2 separate regions of the Homo sapiens genome follow, and region 1 is linked to region 2. The links are chromatin loops, found by intact Hi-C in ENCODE. Cell type or tissue: endothelial cell of umbilical vein. All regions are shown on one strand. Each heading gives the region's core, and the rest is flanking DNA. Links, peaks and the distances in the headings are about the cores only.

Region 1 (10,629 bases), core at 2,172-7,171, 520 kb after region 2:
CTTTTTGGGACAACTGGTCACCCTTGAACTGCTGTGACAATTAGACAGCAGTAATAGGTCAAGGTAGTGTCTTGATTTCAATGGTTGTTATTGTAAGTATCAAAGTTCCCAAGACCCTGCCTTGTGGGAACCCACCCATCCCTCAGTAGGAACCTAACCTCCCACCCAGGCCCTGAGCATTCACTCATTCCTTGGTCCTTTGACTCAGAGACCAGGCTGCTCAAAGATTAGACAGTCAGGTGGAGGGGTGGGGACAGTTGTTCTCATGCCATTGGTGAGGTTTCTTTCTGAATGTCAGTTTAATGATATGTAGTAAAATCTTCAATGTGCATGACACCTTGGGGCCAACTGTCCCACTTTTGAGGAATTTGTCCTAAGAAGGCCTTCAGGGAAGGAAGAACACAGCTGCCTGTTAGCAGCCCCAGGACTCATTTGACAAGCCCTCCCTGAGGAATGAGATTCTCCCCGCCCTGTAGTGTCTCTCCCCCGGAGGCATTCTCCACCATCTCTGTCTACAGGCTTGTAAAAGCAGAGTCACCCCGGAGGGGAGGAGGCAGATGGGGAGATGGACCAGATAGGACAAAAATGTCCAGAGCGTATCCTTGCATGTGAACACAAGATGGGATTCTCCTTGTGTTTGTCTTCTCTGGAAAGGGCCAAAATGGGTACCTAGAGAAGAGGGAAAGCCCTGCAAGAAAGGGAGGGAGCAGAGACAAAAAGCAAGATAGAATCAGAGAACATGCAGAGAGGTGGGGGGGACAGGCCAGCCGGCCAGGATGGAGGGTCTGGAGGCACAGGGGGCTCCAGTCCAGGCCCCATCACTATGTGCTATGTTTGGATGCAAGTCCGTAGTCTCTCTGGACTGGTTTGCCCACCAGTGAGATGTGAGGCTGGGCGTTTGGGCTGGAATTCTGGGATTTTCTATTCCATGGCACTGCCTAGGACAGAGTAAGACCCTGGAGGCTGGAAGTGTGGAATTAGTGTCTATTTTTCCAATGTCACAATGGCTCCCCTTGAGTTTATGATGGTCTGAAAACTGTGCTATTTTCTGAGTCAAGATCTGACAGAACTGGGCTAGAAGAGGGGGCTCTTTGGAGACCAAAGCCCAGCTAAGCATCTGCCGTACTGCAGTGAAGGGTAACTGCTAACTCTGCTGCAAAACCCTGAATCTTGGTCCATTTGCTGTTGCTTATGACAGCATGCCTGAAACTGGGTAATTTATTAAAAAAACAAAATTTATTTCTTATAGTTTTGGAGGATGGGAAGTCCAAGACCAAGGGGGTGCATCTGGTGAGGGCCTTCTTGCTGGTGGGAACTCTCTGCAGGGTGCTAAGGAAGTAGTGGACATCCCATGGGGAGGGTGCTGAGCATGCTAGCTCAGGTCTCTCTTCCTCTTCTTATAAAGCCATCAGTCCCACTTCCATGATGACCCATTAATCCACTGATCCATGAATTGATTAATCCATTCACAAGGGCAAGACCCTCTGACTCAATCACCTCTCAAAGGCTCCACCTCTCAATACTGCCACATCAGGGATTACATTTCAATATGAGTTTTGGAGGAGACAAATGTTCAAATCATAGCACCCAGCTTGAACTAGGAAAACGTAAGCCCACCTTGGACAGGTGATAGACAGGTGAGCTCTCCACTGTGGTTTTCCAGGCTGACCAGAGCCAGCTGAGCTCACACATGTCCTGACTGCAGAGAGGGCAGAGCTCATTTCCCAAAGGAAGAGCAGAGACTTCTCATCCCAGGCTCTCTACCAGCTGCACTAGAGATTGAGCCATCCATGGCAGTAGCCACCAGCCATGCGTGGCTACCTACATTTAAGTTGAAATTCATTAAACTTAAAATTCAATACTAAGTTCCTCAGTTGCATTAGCCACACTGTCTAGAGAGAGTTTACACTGCAGCAGGGAGGAGGACTGAGTCCAGGGAGTTCAAGTTGGCTGGGGTTCACAAGGCAGAGTGCCAGAGAGGAGTGACTGCATGGAGAGAGCTCCCAAGACTTTCAGAAGGGTTCCTCAGTGTATCTACCTGAGTGCTGGCCAGTGCACACATGTGATGAAACTACTTCCTCAAAGAATTAGAGAAGCAATCTTCAGAGCTCACACAGTGCCAGCAACAGTTTGTCTTCCCAACAGCCAGAGTGGAAAAATCTAGTGATTCATAGGACATCAGGTGGAATGATCAGAAGGGTATTGCCTCAGTACTGGGGAAAAATTAGCCCTAGACTAAATGCTGCTTAGGTTCTGCCTAACAAAGCTTAAAAGCAAGCCTCAGAAGAATTAAACTGTTTTCAAGTAATTTTACTGCATTCCAGAATAAAGCTGAAAAATATTTATAAGAATACAAAAGTATTCAGAACCAAGTAAGGTAAAATTCACAATGTCTGGCATCTAATCAAAAATTACTAGGCATGTGAGTAAGAAGAAAAATGTGACTCATGAACGAGGAGGAAAATCAATCAAGCAATAGAAACAAACATGATGATACAGATGATAAAATTAATAGACAAGCACATCAAAAAATTGCCTCTAGTGCTTCCACATGTTCAAGAAGGCAGAGGAAAGATGGAGCATGTTATGTGTGGAGAAGGAGTAGATATTTAAAAGCACCAAATCAAACTTCCAAAGATGAAAACTATGATATCTGAGCAGACACATGCACTGAATGGCATTGATGGCAGTTTAACACTGCAGAAGAAAAAATTAGTGAACTTGAAGACATAGCATAGAAAAAAGGACTGCAAATATGAAAAGAGAATCAGTGAGCTATGGGAAAACTTCAAGCAGCCCAACATAGATGTAAGTGGAGTCCCTGAAGGCAGGACAGAGTTATCACAAGGAAGTGCCTTATGCATTTGTAGAGGCTGAACATGTCCAAAATTCATAGGCCAGGAACTCAGGAAGACCATAGACAGGCTCAACCCATGGGCTTTCTGTCTCTATCCAGACAACCCAGGAAAAAGAGAGAGGACAATGACTAATCTCAATAATTAGAAAGGTGACATCTCTACAGATTCTATAGATATTAAAAAATAAACAGGAATAAACATCTACATGTGTATAAATTCAACTTCTGTAAAATGAACAAATTCCTTGAAAGACATCAACTACCAAAGCTCGCACAAGAAATAAATAAACAAAATGGTTCTATAGCTATTTAAAGAACTGAATTGTGGTTACAAGCCTTCCTACAAAGAAACTTAAAGGCCAGATGGCTTCATTGGTGAATTCTACCAAACATTTAAGCAAGACATAATAACAATTTCCACAAACTCTTCCAGAAAATTAAAGAGTTGGAAATACTCATGAGTATCTCATGAGGCCAGAATTACCCTAATGCCCAAATCAGACAAAGACATTATAAGGAAAAAAAATTCTAGATCAGTACTTCTCAGGAACATAGATGCAAAAGTTCTTAACCAAGTTTTAGCATATCCAATCCAACAATATATAAAGAGGATGATACACCATGAGCAAGTGGGATTTATCCCAGGAATGCAAGGTTAGTTTAATATTTGAATATAAATTAATGCAATTCACTATATTAATTGGCTAAATAAAAACATATAATTGTCTCAATAGATGCAGAAAAATCATTTAATAAATTCCAATATTTATATAAAAACTCTCAGCAGATTAGAACTAGCTGTGAACTGCCTAAACCTGATAAGTGGCATCTATGAAAAACTTCAGCTCACATCACACTTTAATAAAACACTGTGTGTTTCCTCCCTAAACATCAAGAACAACACAAGCACATCCACTCTCACCACTTTTATTTGACACTGTCCTGGAGTTTCTAGCTAGTGCAATAAGACAAGAAAAAGAAATGAAAGGCATCTAGAATTTAAAGGAAGAGGTAACCTGTCTTTATTCACAGGTAACACAATTGTTTATATGGAAAACGCCAACAAATCTACAAAAAAGAATAAGTCTGCTGGAACTAATAAGTGAACTTAGGACAGTTGCAGGAAACAACATCAATGTACTAAAAGTCAGCACTTGCAACAAAACATGGAAATGGAAAGAAATAATACCACTTTAAATAGCTGATAGCTTCTGGACTAAGAGGAAGCTGCAGGTAGAGGGGGCAGGTGGAAGATTTAGGAGAGTATGGAGGTGGTTGCTGAGCCTGATATGAGAAGAACCTGGACAGAACAGGAACAAATGCTTTGCCGAAGCTTCTGGACCCACTGGGCTGGAGGACAACCAGCAAGGAACAGCAAGGAAGGAACCAGCAAGGAAGCTTCTGGACCCGTTGGGTTGGAGGACAACCTCAGCAACCCTCTGAGGAGGGAGAGACAGAAACTCTCTGCAGAGACTGCAGGTTGTGACACAGAAGCTGATGGCCTCGATTTCCCTCCATGAAATGGGACAGTAGGGTGCCGTTGACAGTCAGAAAGGGTGTGCAGGAGGTGGATGCTAGGGAGGAAGCCCACAAAGGGGCTGATGGACTGGCCTTGTAAGAAACAAAACATCATGTCTCCTTGGAGCCATGTCTCCTGTGCCTCGCCAGGGACAGTGGGCCCCAGCTTCTTCGACCAGGGAAGATGGCAGTCAATGGATACCCCAATGGCTTTTTCTCTTCACCTGTTCCCCCCACTCTCCTGTTCCCTAGAACCATGTTCCCACATAAACCACCTGCACTCACTACTTGTATCATGTTCTAAAAATCCCACCATGTCCCTGGAGCTCAGGATCTTCAAGGCCAAGGGGAGGCCCTAAAGGTGAAGTTGGGGGTGAACCAGAGTGAAGGAGAGCATCTCCAGTGATGAGGGAGTCCAAGACCCATGATCCTGGGTGATGGGGGTGGACAGGAGGAGCGTGACTGTCAAGCTGCCCAGGCCCAGGCCCATGTGTGAACAGCAGCCCTGTGAATCTTGCTCTTGGCCTCTGAGCCTTGGCTCTGGCTTATGCTCCAAAGATGGTGACACTGCATCTCCTGTGGTCTCAGGGATCAGCTGGGTCATGCAGGTTTCAGCAGGGGTTGTGGTCACCACTATTCCCATGAGAGAGGTCATACCCACAATGTAAAATCCCACTTGGGCTGCAGGACAGCCAAGGGCTAGGGAGGAGGCGCCGCTCATGTCACCCACAACCTTGCCCAGAAGGGGCACTGCCTCTAGGGGAAGATTGGACCCAGGCACCCCTTCAGTGCCGCCCTCCTCTGGCATCTCCACTTGGTGGCAGTATTGGCCCAGAAGCGGAACTCCAGCAAGCAGCCACCAACCGGTCCCTAAGAGCTGCTGTGGCAGCAAAACTTAGCTCTTTCCCAACAGGAAAGTCTGGGGAGTCTATTGCCCTCATTTCACAGGGAAGTAAGTTATGGCCTGGGAACCAGGATTCTGGATAATTAATCTGCAGGATTCCAGAACTCCATGATACTGTGATTTTTTTTTTTTTTTTTTTGAGTAGTGGTCTCTCTCTGTCACCCAAGCTGGAGTGCAGTGGCACAGTCATGGCTCACTGCAGCCTCGAACTTGTGGCCTCAACCAGTCCTCTCACCTCAGCCTCCTGAATAGCTGGGACTACAGGTGCATACCACCATACTCAGCTAATTTTTTATAGAGACGGAGTCTCACTATGTTGCCCAGGCTGGTCTCAAACTCCTGGGTTCAAGAGATCTGCTGGCCCCAGCCTCCCAAAGCACTAGAATTACAGGCATGAACTACCTGTCTGGCCCATTGTGATTTTTTTTTAATTCTCAAATTTGATTTTCTTATGGTTCTAAGACTCTCCATCTATGGGTCCATGCTTGAAGAACCATAAGATTCTAAGATCAGAGGGTTCTACTGACTCAGTTCCCCTGCATCCTATAATTCTGTGTTTGGATGATTCCAGCATTTCATGGCCATTTCATGGGATCAACCAGGATTAACCACATGGCTAAAGGGAGAGGCTGATGGCCCTACTTCCATGGTTCCCAGATTCCATCTTCTCTTCCTCATAGGGAGGTCCACAATTCCCCACATATCACCAGGCCACCTGCAAGGAGAGCAGGTCCAAGAAGTCACCTTGCAATGAGAATGAGATCGTGTGCCTCCTACATCATGCCCTAAGGGAGAGAGGACAGCATGGAGCTAGGAGGTGGATGGCTGGGGTGTCAACTGAGAAAGACATGCCTGTTGGACCCCAGAGTTGACTTTTATGGCATCCAAGAGCTGCCTGTGAGAACACACATGGTTTGATTTGTGAAGGGATGTTCACACAACCATCATGCGTCAGCCTTCTCAAAGGTGGCGTTCGTAGCACAGCATGCGAAGGGCTTTGAGTCAACAGACATTCCTGGAAAGAAAGCAGTGTGGGGGTATGGAAGGATCCCTGGAGGCTGGGACCTGGAGACCAGGGTCTTTCCTGCGGGCCCATTGCTCCTTCCACTTTGCCTTGAGCCCACTCTTTCCATACAAGGAGAGGCTGACCTAAGGTTCCAGTTGCTTTCATCAGGTGGGATCTGGTGAAGGGTCAAAATGGAACTCTAAGATGGGTAGTTGAAGGGGTGACACCCGAGGAGAGAGTGATGTCTCAAAACAGACTGAATTATTTCCCAAAGAGGTGCCCCAAGCCCCTGCAAATGCACTCTCTAGGAAGTCTGGCCACTGGGCCCCTTGCCCTCGTCCCACAGGGCAGCTCAGAAAGGCAAGCTCATGAGGACCGGCTCGTGTCCACCTACCCCCCTCATTGCCTACAAGGACTCCCGAGCATGCCCCCCATCCTGGCGCAATCTTCTGCCCTGGAGCCAGGAAAGGATGGCCTTCTGAGTTGGAGTCCTGCAGTCGGTCTTCCAGTCTTGGAGGGAAACATATACTCTACAAATGGTGAGCCTCGGAGAGAGCCCAGCCCTGCTGTGCTGCCTCCAGGAGGTTCAGGCGGCTATGCCTCCTCATTCAGCCTCACTGAGCCTTTTCCACTTCCAGAACATGGTGAAATTCACTTCCCTCTGACCACACAGTGCTTGGTGGATCACCGGGCACACAGTGGGCCTACAGTGGGCATGGTAGTCGCTGTCATCACTCCGCTCCAGGAGCCTTCAAGAAATCATCTCATCTGACAACCCACATTTACCATAAGGACCTTTTGGAGGCCAGGCGCAGGGGCTCACCCCTGTAACCCCACAGTTTGGGAGGCCAAGGCAAGAGGATTGCTTGAGCCCAGGAGTTAGAAACTACAGTGAACTATGATGGCACCACTGCACTCCAGCCTGGGCGACGGAGTGAGACCCTGTCTCAAACAAATAAAAAAGAACCTTCCGGAGAACTGAAGGAAAGTGGAAATTTGATAAGAGATCTGGGCTGGAGAGGAGAAAAGTCTTTTAAAATATAAATATAACGGCAAGCTCAGAAAGATAGATACAGGGCAATGGTAAGAAGCAGACAGGTAACCAGATTGGGCTAGTGGGAGATGCTCATTGAGACAAGCAGTGCAGTGGTGTGCCACTGTGAGGGGGAAACGGGGATGGTGCCCCCGCCATCCTGCTTTGTGACTGGCGTGCACGGCAAGGGGGCAGAGCAACAACTTCTGTGGGCTGGACCTGCCCTGGGCAGGGGCCACGGGGAGGCCACAGACTCCGGTCTGAATAAATACACAGCAGGAACCCAGAGCTGTGGATATGTAGACCCCACACACAGCCTCCCACAGAGGGCAGGTAACCCACAGGAAGACAGACAGCCCTGAGCTCACAGCCATACCTGCAAAGCCCTGCCAGGACATACCCACATCAGTAATGTCCACGGGGGCTCTCATGGTGATATTAACGCGGAGGAGGTAATTCCCACAGTGCCTGAGCTGAACAATGCCAACAAAGGTGGAGACGGGGCGGAGGGACAGACAAGGAATGTAGAGAGGGGCTGCAGACAGGAAGAGCAACTCACAACTGTGCAGGAGGGCTCATCGGCTGTGACAGGAAAACACACAGAGACTGATAGAAAGACAGGACAGCCATAGACAGGAGGTGGGAGGCAGACAGGTCTGTGGCCCAGAGACCCTGTCTCACCACAGCAGCTTTGGGGAAGCAGGTGGCCACGTCATTTTCCTTGTCTCTGTTTGGCTGACCTGTGCATCTCAGGCCCAGCCCTGGCTGCTGTTTTTCCAGCTGCAGTTCCCAAACTGTGTGCTAAGGCACCCTGGGACGCCACAGCAAATTCCCAGGGTGTTGCAGAATATCACGCCTGTAATCCTAGCTCTTTGGGAGGCCAAAGTGGGAGGATCACTTGAGCCCAGGAGTTCAAGACCTGCCTGGGCAACATGGTAAGGCCCTCGTCCCTGCAAAAAAAATTTGTTTTAAAGAAAGTACAATTGAGTCTTGGACAACATGGGGGTTAGGGGCACCAACCCCCTGCAAAGTCAAAAACTTGAGTATAACTTTTGACTCCCTGAAAACGAAACTACTAACAGCCTCCTGTTGACCAGAAGCCTTGCTGATCCCACACACAGTCAGTCAGAACATACGCTGCATGCCACATGTGTTATCCCCTGTGTTCCTACAATAAACTCAGCTGGAGAAAGGAAATTCCTGCTCAGAAAACCTAGAAAAGAAGCCAGACTCACAGTTCATGAGGCGGCAGTGGGTCCTCATAAAGGTCTTCATCCTAGTGGCCTTCATATTGAGTGGCTGAGGAGGAAGACAGAAGCGGGGCTTGGTCTTGCTGTGTCAGGGTGGCAGAGGCAGGAGAAATCCATGTATAAGTGACCCACACAGTGCAAACCTGTGTTGTTTGAGGGTCACCTGTCCTGCATGAACATCTCCTTGTATGGCCTGAGAGCCAGGACCTTGAACAAGAAGTGAGAGTGTTGCTTCTGGAGGGCCAGTAACTGCAGTTATGTGAGGATGAAATAAAAATATGATTCATTTATTTTTAACTGATATGATTTTTTTTCAAATAGCTACTGATCATTAAGTGGTTGGACCTAATTACTTAATAAACAAAGCTCTTAGGTATTTATTTTAGCCTGAGGAGCTGGGCAAAGAATGACTATAAGTTGTTTTCTTGATTAATTTAATTTAATTTTATTTTATTTTATTTAGAGTCAGGGTCTCACTCTGTCACCCAGGTTAGAGTGCAGTGATGCAATCATAGCTCACTGCAGCCTTGAACTCCTCAGCCCAGATGATCCTCCCATCTTGGCCTCCCAAAGTGCCGGGATTACAGGTGTGCACCATCACACCTGGCCAATTGAAAGTTTTGATCTCAAGAACCCACTGCTTATGGAGAAGGCATCCAAAGAGTGACCCCCACAAGGAAGGTCAGGGAAGCTTCCAGAAGGGACCAAGTTCCAATGGAACTGACTGTGGAGGGGCACTCCGTCTTCTGACCCTGGACCCCTACCCTGTCCTGCTGCTGTTCCTTCCAGGGTCCCTCAGCCAGAAAGCCCCCAGAGCCTTGAACTCTGTCTGCCCAAACCCCTTCTCTGTTTTCCCCCAACTTATTTTTGCTCAAATGAGAAAAAAAGGAAGCAAAAGATGACCAGTTAGTGTCTGAAATCCTGGCTTGCCCCACCCATAACAGGGACTCACACCCGCTGTAGACAGGGAACCCACTACCTCACACAGCAAACTGTCCATCAGAGATGCCCCTCCCACCTGGCTTACCCCACCCAAGCAGGTATCTTACAGAGCTTCCGGGGTGGGCAGCGCCTCCTCTCGCCTGGGGGCCTATTCTGGAAGGAGGGAGCACGCTCCCTGGGCCCTCCAGCAGGCCAGAAATGATGTTCCCTCCAGCACCATCCATACATGGGGAGTTTTGTTTTATCAAACACATGGCTGGCTGCTCAGGGCTTAGCTCCAGAGCTGCCCGGTTGTCAGGCCTTCTCACACGTGCCCTCTCTGAGGACGATTAGCCCTTTCCTGACGCTGGCTTGCAAAGGTCTCACCCACCTCCCCGTTCCAAGTGTTGGAATGTGGGTCTGTGTCCTGGCCAACAAGGAGGTCTGTGGAGACAGGACCGGGTCTCAGTCACCGTTCAGCAGCCACCCGGCATGCCCCCAGGAGCCTGCCCTATGCCTTGACCTCAACCTACGCCATCCCAGTCCCCAGCGCAATGCACAGGTGGGGACATAGACCTTGACAGACTGGTCAGGGACAGCTCCCTTTAGGCAACAGCAGAGGGCGCTTCCAGGGAGGCCCCTCACCTTCCTCTGCACCCCAAGCAAGGGACAAGAGGTGCTGTAGGCAACATCACCCGAGCCTGGAAGACACTCAGGAGAAGCCCCTCAGGCCCCTGACACCCAGCTGGGGTCCCACCCTTGCTCTCCCACTCTGCTCTCCACCCCACCCCAGCCCAGCCCCACTGACTTGGCTGCTCAGGAGCCGAGGCTCTCGGAGGCTCACAGAGGGAAGGAGGAGCCCCACGTGGTACAGGCAGGTACCGAGGAGCTAGTTCCAGAAGCCTCCGCTCGTTCCTCCATGCAGCCTACCCTGGCTCCCTGGTATCCAGAGTCTTCAGAAACAGGAGCCCTCGCTTGAGAGCCTGGCCTGGGCAGGCTGAGCTCCTGCCTGGGGCCTCGGAGTCTGCTCCTCCCTTCATCTTCTGCAGCCTGGGAAGCGGCCGGATCTCAGTGTGTGTACTACCCAGGTGGCACGGGCAGAGGATGGGGCCTGATGGGGGAGAAGAAAGCAGCCAGGAG
Region 2 (10,629 bases), core at 2,627-7,626:
ATTTACCAAGCAAATGAAAAAAAAAAAAAAAAAAGCAGGGGTTACAGTCCTAGTCTCTGATAAAACAGACTTTAAACCAACAAAGATTAAAACAACAACAACAACAACAAAAAGAAGGGGATCAATGCAACGAGAAGAGCTAACTATTCTAAATATATACTCACCCAATTCAGGAGCACCCAGATTCATAAATCAAGTTCTTAGAGACCTAAGAAGAGACTTAAAGTCTCCCAGTATTATTGTGTGGGAGTTTAACACCTCACTGTCAATATTAGATCAATGAGACAGAAAATTAACAAGGATATTCAGGACTTGAACTCAGCGCTGGACCAAGCAGACCTAATAGACATCTACAGAACTCTCCACCCCAAATCAACAGAGTATACATTCTTCTCAGCACCTCATTGCACTTATTCTAAGATTGACCACATAATTGGAAGTAAAACACTCCTCACCAAATGCAAAAGAACAGAAATCGTAACAAAAAGTCTCTCAGACCAAAGTGCAATAAAATTAGAACTCAGGATTAATAAACTCACTCAAAACCACACAACTACATGGAAACTGAACAATGTGCTCCTGAATGACTACTGGGTAAATAACGAAATTCAGGCAGAAATAAATAAGTTCTTTGAAACCAATGAGAACAAAGAAACAACATACCAGAATCTCTGGGACACAGCTACTGCAGTGTTTAGAGGGAAAATTATAGCATTAAATGCCCACAGGAGAAAGTGGGAAAGATCTAAAATCGACACCCTAACATCACAATTAAAAGAACTAGAGAATCAATAGCAAATGAATTCAAAAGTTAGCAGAAGACAAGAAATAACTAAGATCAGAGCAGAACTGAAGGAGATAGAGACACAAAAAACTCTTCAAAAAAATCAATGAATACAGGAGCTGGATTTTGAAAAGATTAACAATATAAATAGACCACTAACCAGGTTAATAAAGAAGAAAAGAGAGAAGACTGAAATAGACAAAATAAAAAATGATAAAGGGGATATCACCACTGATCCTACAGAAATACAAACTACCATCAGAGAATACTATCAACAGCTCTATGCAAATAAACTAGAAAATCTAGAAGAAATGGATAAATTCCTGGACACATACTAGTTTTATGTGTTTAGTCCCAAGACTAAACCAGGAAGAAGTTGAATCCTTGAATAGACCAATAATAAGTTATGAAATTGAGGCAGTAATTAATAGCCTACCAACCAAAAGAAGCCCAGGACCAGGCAGATTCACAGCCAAATTCTACCAGAGGTACAAAGAGAAGCTGGTATCCTTCTGAAACTATTCCAAACAACAGAAAAAGAGAGACTCCTCCCTAACTCATTTTATGAGGCCAGCATCATCCTGATACCAAAACCTAGCAGAGACACAACAACAACAACAACAACAACAAAGAAAATTTCAGGTCAATATCCCTGATGAACATCGATGCAAAAATCCTCAATAATATACTGGCAAACCGAATCCAGCAGCACATCAAAAAGCTTATTTACCATGATCAATTTGGCTTCATCCCTGGGATACAAGGCTGGTTCAACATACGCAAATCAATAAACGTAATCCATCACATAAACAGAACCGATGACAAAAACCACGATTATCTCAATAGATGCAGAAAAGGCCTTTGATAAAATTCAACACCCCTTCATGCTAAAAACTCTGAATAAACTAGGTATTGATGGAACATTTCTCAAAATAATAACTATTTATGACAAATCCATGGCCAATATCATACGAATGGGCAAAAGCTGGAAACATATTCCCTTTGAAAATCGGCACAAGACAAGGATGCCTTCACATAGTATTGCAAGTTCTGGCCAAGGCAATCAGGCAAGAGAAATAAATAAAGGGTATTCAAATAGAAAGAGAGGAAGTAAAATTATCTCTGTTTGCAGATAACATGATTGTATATTTAGAAAACCCCATCATCTCAGCCCAAAATCTCCTTAAGTTGACAAGCAACTTCAGCAAAGTCTCAGGATACAAAATCAATGTGCAAAAATTACAAGCATTCCTATACACCAATAATAGACAAACAGAGAGCCAAATCATGAGTGAACTCCCAATTACAATTGCTACAAAGAGAATAAAATACCTAGGAGTCCAACTTACAAGGGATGTGAAGGACCTCTTCAAGGAGAACGACAAACCACTGCTCAAGGAAATAAGGGAGGACACAAATAGAAAAACATTCCACGCTCATGGATAGGAAGAATAAATATCATGAAAATTGCTATACTGCCCCAAGTAATTTATGGATTCAATGTTATCCCCATCAAGATACCATTGACATTCTTCACAGAATTAGAAAAAACTACTTTAAATTTCATATGGAACCAAAAAGAGCCCATGTAGCCAAGACAATCCTAGGCAAAAAGATTGAAGCTGGAGGCATCATGCTACCTGACTTCAAACAATACTACAAGGCTACAGTAACCAAAACAGCATGGTACTGGTACCAAAACAGAGATATAGACCAAAGGAACAGAACAGAGACCTCAGAAATAATGCCACACATCTACAATCATCTGATCTTTGACAAACCTGACAAAAACCAGCAATGGGGAAAAGATTCCCTATTTAATAAATGGTGTTGGGAAAACTGGCTAGCCATATGCAGAAAACTGAAACTGGATCCCTTTCTTACACCTTATACAAAACTTAACTCAAGGTGGATTAAAGACCTAAACATAAGACCTAAAACCATAAAAACCCTAGAAGAAAACCTGGGCAATACCATTCAGCATAGGCATGGGCAAAGACTTCATGATAAAACACCAAAAGCAATGGCAAAAAAAAGCCAAAATTGACAAATGGGATCTGATTAAACTAAAGAGCTTCTGCACAGCAAAAGAAACTATCATCAGAGAGAACAGGCAACCTACAGAATGGGAGAAAATTTTTGCAATCTATCCATCTGACAAAGGGCTAACATCCAGAATCTACAAAAACTTAAACAAATTTACAAGAAAAAATCCCCATCAAAAAGTGGGCAAAGGATATGGACACTTCTCAAAAGAAGACATTTATGCAGCCAACAGACACATGAAAAAAAATCTCATCATCACTGGCCATCAGAGAAATGCAAATCAAAACCACAATGAGATACCATCTTATAGCAGTTAGAATGGTGATCGTTAAAAGGTCAGGAAACAACAGATGCTGGAGAGGATGTGGAGAAATAGGAACACTTTTACACTGTTGGTGGGAGTGCAAATTAGTTCAACCATTGTGGAAGACCGTGTGGCAATTCCTCAAGGATCCAGAACCAGAAATACCATTTGAACCCAGAAATCCCATTACTGGGTATATACCCAAAGGATTATAAATCATTCTATAAAGATACATGCACACATGTTTGTTGCAGCACTGTTCACAATAGCAAAGACTTGGAACCAACCCAAATGCCCATCAATGATAGACTGGATAAAGATAATGTGGCACATATACACCATGGAATACTATGCAGCCATAAAAAGGGATGATTTCATATCCTTTGCAGGGACATGGATGAAGGTGGAAACCATCATTCTCAGCAAACTAACACAGGAACAGAAAACCAAACACCGCATGTTCTCACTCATAAGTGGGAGTTGAACAATGAGATCACATGGACACAGGGAGGGGAACATCACACATCAGGGCCTGTCATGGGGTGGGGGGCTAGGGGAGGGATAGCATTAGGATAAATACCTGATGTAGATGACAAGTTGACGGGTGCAGCAAACCACCATGGCACGTGTATACCTATGTAACAAACCTGCACGTTCTGCACATGTATCCCAGAACTTAAAGTATAATAATAAAAAGAAGCAACTAGGATGATACAGGTGAGCAGTGAAAAATGGCAGCACAGAATCAAAAATATGCAGCCTACCAGTGAAAGTAGACATAGCAGGAGTTGCACACAGATTGGAACAAGCCAATTCAAATGTATGTATCTGGCCTCACAAGTGGGGAAAATAAAAATGCCCTGTACAAGATTAGGGAAGGCTTGGGGAGTGGAGCATTGGGATGAAGAGCTCTGGTTTGCAGATGTGAAGGTTGGGCACCTTGGCATGAGGAGTCTCTGGAAAGTGATGGTGGCAGGGGCCAGGTGGGTTTGGTTAAGGAGAGATGGGAGGTGAGAAGCGGGCACCAGGGCATGATGCTGTGAGCAAATGAGGACATCTCTGGGGGAGTTTTGGAGAGTGGGATGAGAATAAAGGAAACACAGTCATATTGGGGAAGATTTCGGGCAGAGGGAAAGTCTTCAAAAAGAGGTGATTGCGGGAACAGTGTTCTGCGGAAGTGGGACAGGATCAACCACACTGATAAGAGAGTTGGCATAGTGGGAAAAAGGAACTCTCTCTCATTGACCCAGGAAGGCAAGTGGTATCAATGAGTGTCCACAGGTTACCAGCTTAGCAGTAAAGGCAACAGGCAGTTGAGGGCTTGCCAGTGCTGTTTCAATGCTCTCTAATATCTATAGAACATTAACCTGGGGCAGGAGGTTCATTCTTAGGATACTTGAGAGTGTGGAGTTTGGGTGCAAGGGAGAAGAATCTAAGAATACATTGTGTTCAAGAGCCATTTTGTTTTTGAAAACACTGTTGAGTTTGGGGAACACTGCCGGATCTGAGTTGCCAACCTAACTTTCAGATACTAAACAAACTCTTAAAATGAACTGTTTTGAAAACACAGTTGGGTTTGGAGAACGTTGTCAGATCTGAGCTGCCAATCTGATAACCTTCAGACAATAAGCTCTCATAAAATGAACTGTTTTCCTTTTGTCTTGATACATAGTTCAAATGATATATAGACCATATGCTTCTGCAGAGCACCCTTTGAGGTAACAACACCTCACGGCTTACCTCCATAACCTTTACTCAACTGTTCACTTTACCAAATTCTTTGCAGGTAGATGTTTGATAGATGTAAAATACTTCATGAGATTTTCTCACAAACTGCTTGGCAAGTTTAGGGAATCCCAAGGATCAGAGACTGACAGCTGTTACTGCCTTTAAGCCAACAGAATTGACAATGTTGCAGATGATGTAAGACAGAAAATAAGCTGGGTGCAGTGGCTCACGCCTGTAATCCCAGCACTTTGGGAGGCTGAGGTGGGTGGATCACGAGGTGAGGAGATCAAGGCCATCCTGGCCAACAAGATGAAACCATGTCTCTGCTAAAAATACAAAAATTAGCTGGGCATGGTGGCACATGCCTGTAATCCCAGCTACTCGGGAGGCTGAGGCAGGAGAACCTCTTGAACCTGGGAGGCAGAGGTTGCAGTGAGCTGAGATCGCACCACTGCACTCCAGCCTGGAGACAGAGCTAGACTCCTTCTAAAGACAAAACAAAACAAATCAGAAAATAAATTTTCATGAAGTGATTGTGGGGATAGGAAAACTAGGGGCTGTGAGAAGGGCCCTTCTCTACGCGGGTGTTCCTTATCAAGGCACTGAATATGGAAACATCTTATGGCCCCAAAGACCTGAACGTGTCATGCTGTTCTGCACAGCAGCCACTGGGAGGCTCTCTTGGCTAGCTGTTCAAGCTAGCGCCACAGAAGGATTAGTTATTGTGAAAAGGAGAAGATAGCAATGTACTCAGTATCCCCTGGGTTTTATACAATCAAGCATGACATACCTGTGAAATTCCTATCTACCTGCAAACTAGATATAGCAACACATTGCACAAGGTGGGCACTGAAGTATTCATTTAACAACTTTAATGCACACTGGGCCTATGCATGTGCTGCCTTTTATGGGTGTGAAGGTAATGACTCCTTCTGTCTTCATGATACCCTTGGCTGAGATGTCCAGTCATTCCTGTGATCAAAATTGGACTGGAAATTTCTAAGGACAGAGTAGATGGCAGAGACATCTGACTTACAACTGTGATTTGATCTCTTGCTTTGGCTGACTAAGCAAAATCTGAAGAATATAAAAATAAAAGGCATTTATTTTCTGGCCAAAAACAGAAGTAATCTATCATTCATGCATTCTTATCACAGCAGCTAAATTGAACTAAAATAAAACATCAGTGCTCTCTTTGCAAATTTACCTGGAAAGGATCTTGACTTATGCTGAAATTGACATTTGTCCATCTAACTGGAAAAGGATTTCCTTGGGAGTCATTCTTTTTGCCTCCAAGATTATGCATGATCAAGCTGTACAAAGTGGAAAACTGTCAGATCTTCAAGGATATCCCAGTAAAAGACATGTGAGTTTATAAGGTTTTGTTAAACTTTCTAACCGTTTTCAAATACCTCATTTTTTCCCATAAAGTTAACACTTTAAAAATATTTTGAAAGGTAACATTGTACAGATAATGAAGATAGGTATAAAACTACCTAGTTTTTCTATCCAGATTCAGTATAACAATTCATATTTTTTCATTATTAATGAATAAGTCTTGATGTGTTACTGTTGCAGTAATCTGCTTGAGAAATTGAAAAGTATTTTCCAGTATTTATTTTTGGCAAGCATCTTACAAGTGTATTACCAGAACAACACAGTACAATAAAGATTTTTATGGCTTTCTACAAGCTGTCAGTTTTAGTCATTTTTTAAGGAGTACATGTCTGGCCTTTGAAATAATTGGCTACTGGAGAAGTTATAACTTCAATGAGTTATACCAAACTTACAGAGTGAAAAAGGATATAAGAGAGTACCATAAGCAACTGTACACCAAAAAAATTGAATAACCTAAATAAAATGAACAAATTTTTAGAAACAAAAAACCTACTAAGACAGAATCAGGAATAGAATAGCTTAATAAACCTATTCATCAAGGAGATTCAGTATGAACATTGCATCAGTAACCAAAAACCCAGCAACAAAGAAAAGCCCTAGACCAGATGGCTTCACTGTTGAATTCTACCCAACATTTAAAGCAGAATTAATACCAGTTTTTCTCAAACTCTTTCAAAAATTTGAAGAGGAGGTAACATTTTCTAACTCATTCTATGAGGCCAGTATTACCCAGACACCAAACACGAGAAAACTACAGACAAACATCACTTACAAATGCTGATGCGAAAATCCTCAACAAAATACTAGCAATTTAAATTTAGCAGTACATTAAAAGGATTATACAACATGAATGAGTATAATTGACTCCTGAAGTAAAAGTATGCTCCAACACATAAAAATCAATGTAATATCACATTAACGTAAAGAAGAAAAGAAAAAAACGTAAAGAAAAATGTGATTATTTTAACCAAAGCAGAAAAAAGTATTTATCAAAATTTAACCCACTTTCATAAAAAATACTCAAGAAACTATAAACAGAAAGGAAAGACCTTAACATGTTATACATTAAAAAAAAAAAACACACGGTTAACATAATGGTGAAAGCTTTTATCCTAAGAGCAAAAACAAGGATGCCTGCTTTTACCACTTCTATTTAACATAGTATGGAAGATTCTAGTTAGAGCAATAAGGCAAGAAAAAGAATAAAAAATTCCAACTAAAAAGAAAAGGTAAAAGTATCTGTTTGCAGATGATATAAACTTGTATATTAAAAATCCTATAGTTTTTGTGAAAGAAACTGTCAGAAGCAATAAATAAAATTCAACAAAGCTGCAGGATACAAAATTAATACATAAAATCATTTGTATTTCTACAATAACAATAAACTATATCATTTATGATACCATCAAAATAATACTTAGAAACCAACTTAACCAAGGTAATGAAAAACCTGTACAGTGAAAACTATAAACATTGCAGAAAGATATTAAAGATGACTCAAATGAAAAGACACTATGTGTTTATGGATTGGAAGACAAAACCTTGTCAAGATGTCATTGTTATCTATAGTCATCTACAGATTCAATGAAATTCCTTTAAAAATCCCAACATTTGCAAAAGTAGAAAAACCTATTCTAAAATTCAGACGAAATCTCAAAAAAACCCAAGAGTCCCAATCTATATTAAAATAAATGAAGTTAGAGGATTAACGCCTCGTGGTTTTGAACTTACTACAATGCTTCAGTACCCAAAAAATGTTGTACCAGCATAGAGACAGACATAAAGACCAAGGCAATATTGGTCATAATTTTCAACAAGGGAGCCAAAACTATTCAATGAGAAAGGACAGTATTTTTTAAATAGTGCTAGAAAAACTGGATATTTACATGGAAAAGAATGATGTTGAACCCTTACTTTACACCATGTACAAAACAATTAAAAATGGATCAAACATCTAATTGTAAGAGCTAAAACTATAAAACCCTTAGAAGAAAGCATAGGGAAAAAGTTTCATAACATAGAATCTGGCAACAATTTCTTGGATATGACAGTGAAAGTGCAGGCAACAACAACAAAATACATAAAAATAACTTTATTAAAGTTAAGACCTTTTGTGTGTCTGAAGATACAATCAATAGATTGAAAATACAATTCACAGAGGGGGAGAAAATATCCACACATTATATATCTGATAAGTAATTAATATCCAGGCTATATAAAGACCTCAGCAACAACAACAACAAAATCAAATTTAAAAATGAGCAAAGGTTTTAAAATACACATTTCTTTAAAGAAGATATACAAATGACCAGTAAGCACAGGTGAGGTGCTCAGCATCAATTATCATGAGAACAATGTAAATCAAAAGCACAATGCAATACCAACTGACACATATAAGTATAGCTACCATAAAAAAAACAACCAACAACAAACCAAAACAAACAACAAAAACCCAGAGAACAGCAAATGCTAGATGTGGAGAAGTCAGAACTCTTGCATACTACTGGTGGGAAAGTAAAATGGCAGAGCTACTATGGAAAACAGTAATCACCATATGATCTAGCAATTCTACTTCTGGGTATATACCTAAAAGAACTGAAAGCAGGAATTTGCACAGATATTTGCACACCCATGTTTATAGCAGCACTCACAATAGCCAAAGTGTAGAAACCACCAAAATGTCCATCTATAGATGAATGGGTAAGCAAATATAGTCAATACATACAATGATATATTATATTCAACCTTAAAAATAAATTTTGATAAATGCTACAACAAACCTTGAGAAGATTTTGCTAAGTAAAATAAGTCAGACAAAAAAGCAAATACTGTATGCTTCCACTTATATGAAGTACCTAGAGTAGTCAAATTTATAGACATAGAAAATAAAATAGTGGGGGTCAGGGGATGAGAAGAAGGGAAATGGGGAGTTATTGTTCCATGGATAGAGTTTCAGTTTGGGATGATAAAATAGTTTTGAAAATGGATAGTGGTGATGGTTGCACAACAATGTATTTGTACTTAATGCCACTAAATTATACACCTCAAAATAGTTAAAGTGGTCAACTTTGTTATGCCTATTTTACCACAGTAAAAAAATTAGCAAGTATTTAAAAATCTACATTTTTCTTTGAACTGTCTCTTTATATCTGATATGGTTTGGCTTGGTGTCCCCACCCAAATCGCATCTTGAATTGTACTCCCATATTTCCCACATGTTGTGGGAGTGACCTGGTGGGAGATTCTTGGATCATGGGGACAGTTTCCCCTCTGCTGTTCTCGTGGTAGTGAATAAGTCTCATCAGATCTGATGGTTTGATAAGGGGAAACCTGTTTCACTTGGCTATTATTCTCTCTCCTGCTGCCACCATGTGAGACGTGCCTTTCAATTTCCACCATGATTGTGAGGCCTCCTCAGCCTTGTGAAACTAAGTCCAGTAAACCTCTTTCTTGTAAATTGCTGAGTCTTGGGTATGTCTTTATCATCAGCATGAAAATGCACTAATACAACATTCTTTGTCCATTTTTCAATTTTGCTGCTGGTCTTTTAATAATTTATGATAGCTTTATATATACATTACCCAAATTAGCTCTTTGTCTGTTATATATGTTAGAGATTTCCCCAGTCTGTTGACTTTTGACTTTGAGGCATTTTTCTCTCATAGAAAGTTTTAATTTTTATGGAGTCAAATGCATCAGTCTTCTATTCAATGACTTCTTCATGGGGATGGTGTTTCATTTTAGGATAATAATAAAGTTGTAGATATGAATAAAGGAGATGGTCGTACAATAATGTGAGTATACTGAATGCCACTGAACTGTACATTTAAACATGATTAAAATGGTAAGATTAATGTTATATATATTTCACCACCAAAAAAGGGCCAGGCTTAGATGTTTATATGTTAGAGGTTTGGAGTAGCTTTGACACCTATTCCTCTCCAGGGCTCTAATTTATAAAGCACCCACACAATAAAAGTAGATATTAACTTCACAAATCTCCATGGCATCTTATAAGCCCCACACCAGGGACTGTCTTGGAAAGCTGATGTGGAAAAACTGGCATAAACTTGAGGTCAATATGAGACTTCTTGTCTCTTCTCATGCTGCTAATAAAGACATACTTGAAACTGGGTAATTTATAAGGGTAATTTATAAAGGAAAGAAGGTTTAATGGTTTCACAGTTCCACATGGCTAGGGAGGCCTCAAGATCACAATGGAAGGTAAAGAAGGAGCAAAGTCGTGTCTTACATTGTGGCAGGCAAGAGGGAAGTGAGAGCCAAGTTAAGTGGGAAGTCCCTTATAAAACCATCAGATCTCATGAGGACTCACTCAACATAATAACGGTATGGGGGAACCACCCCCCAT

Evidence for each region. A loop is a pair of places that touch in the nucleus more often than their neighbours do. Peaks named below come from ENCODE experiments on the same cell type or tissue, not always from the same donor. Only the 100,000 strongest peaks of a DNase experiment are listed, where the experiment ranks them.
Region 1: it touches region 2 in a loop (13-fold over the local background); 5 of 110 quality-filtered maps call a loop at or near these places.

The regions. Positions count from the first base shown.
Region 1 is chr1:227,994,355-228,004,983 of GRCh38, forward strand. No RefSeq gene overlaps it. Among named protein-coding and RNA genes, the nearest start is that of WNT3A, 7.3 kb to the right of the region's middle. RefSeq lists silencers at 5,146-5,205, 5,246-5,295 and an enhancer at 10,158-10,207. In endothelial cell of umbilical vein, for the core only: a CTCF peak has its summit at 5,192; a DNase peak (open chromatin) is centred at 5,197.
Region 2 is chr1:227,476,189-227,486,817 of GRCh38, forward strand. No RefSeq gene overlaps it. Among named protein-coding and RNA genes, the nearest start is that of ZNF678, 82 kb to the right of the region's middle. In endothelial cell of umbilical vein, for the core only: a CTCF peak has its summit at 5,532; a DNase peak (open chromatin) is centred at 5,573; H3K27me3 peaks cover 174 bases.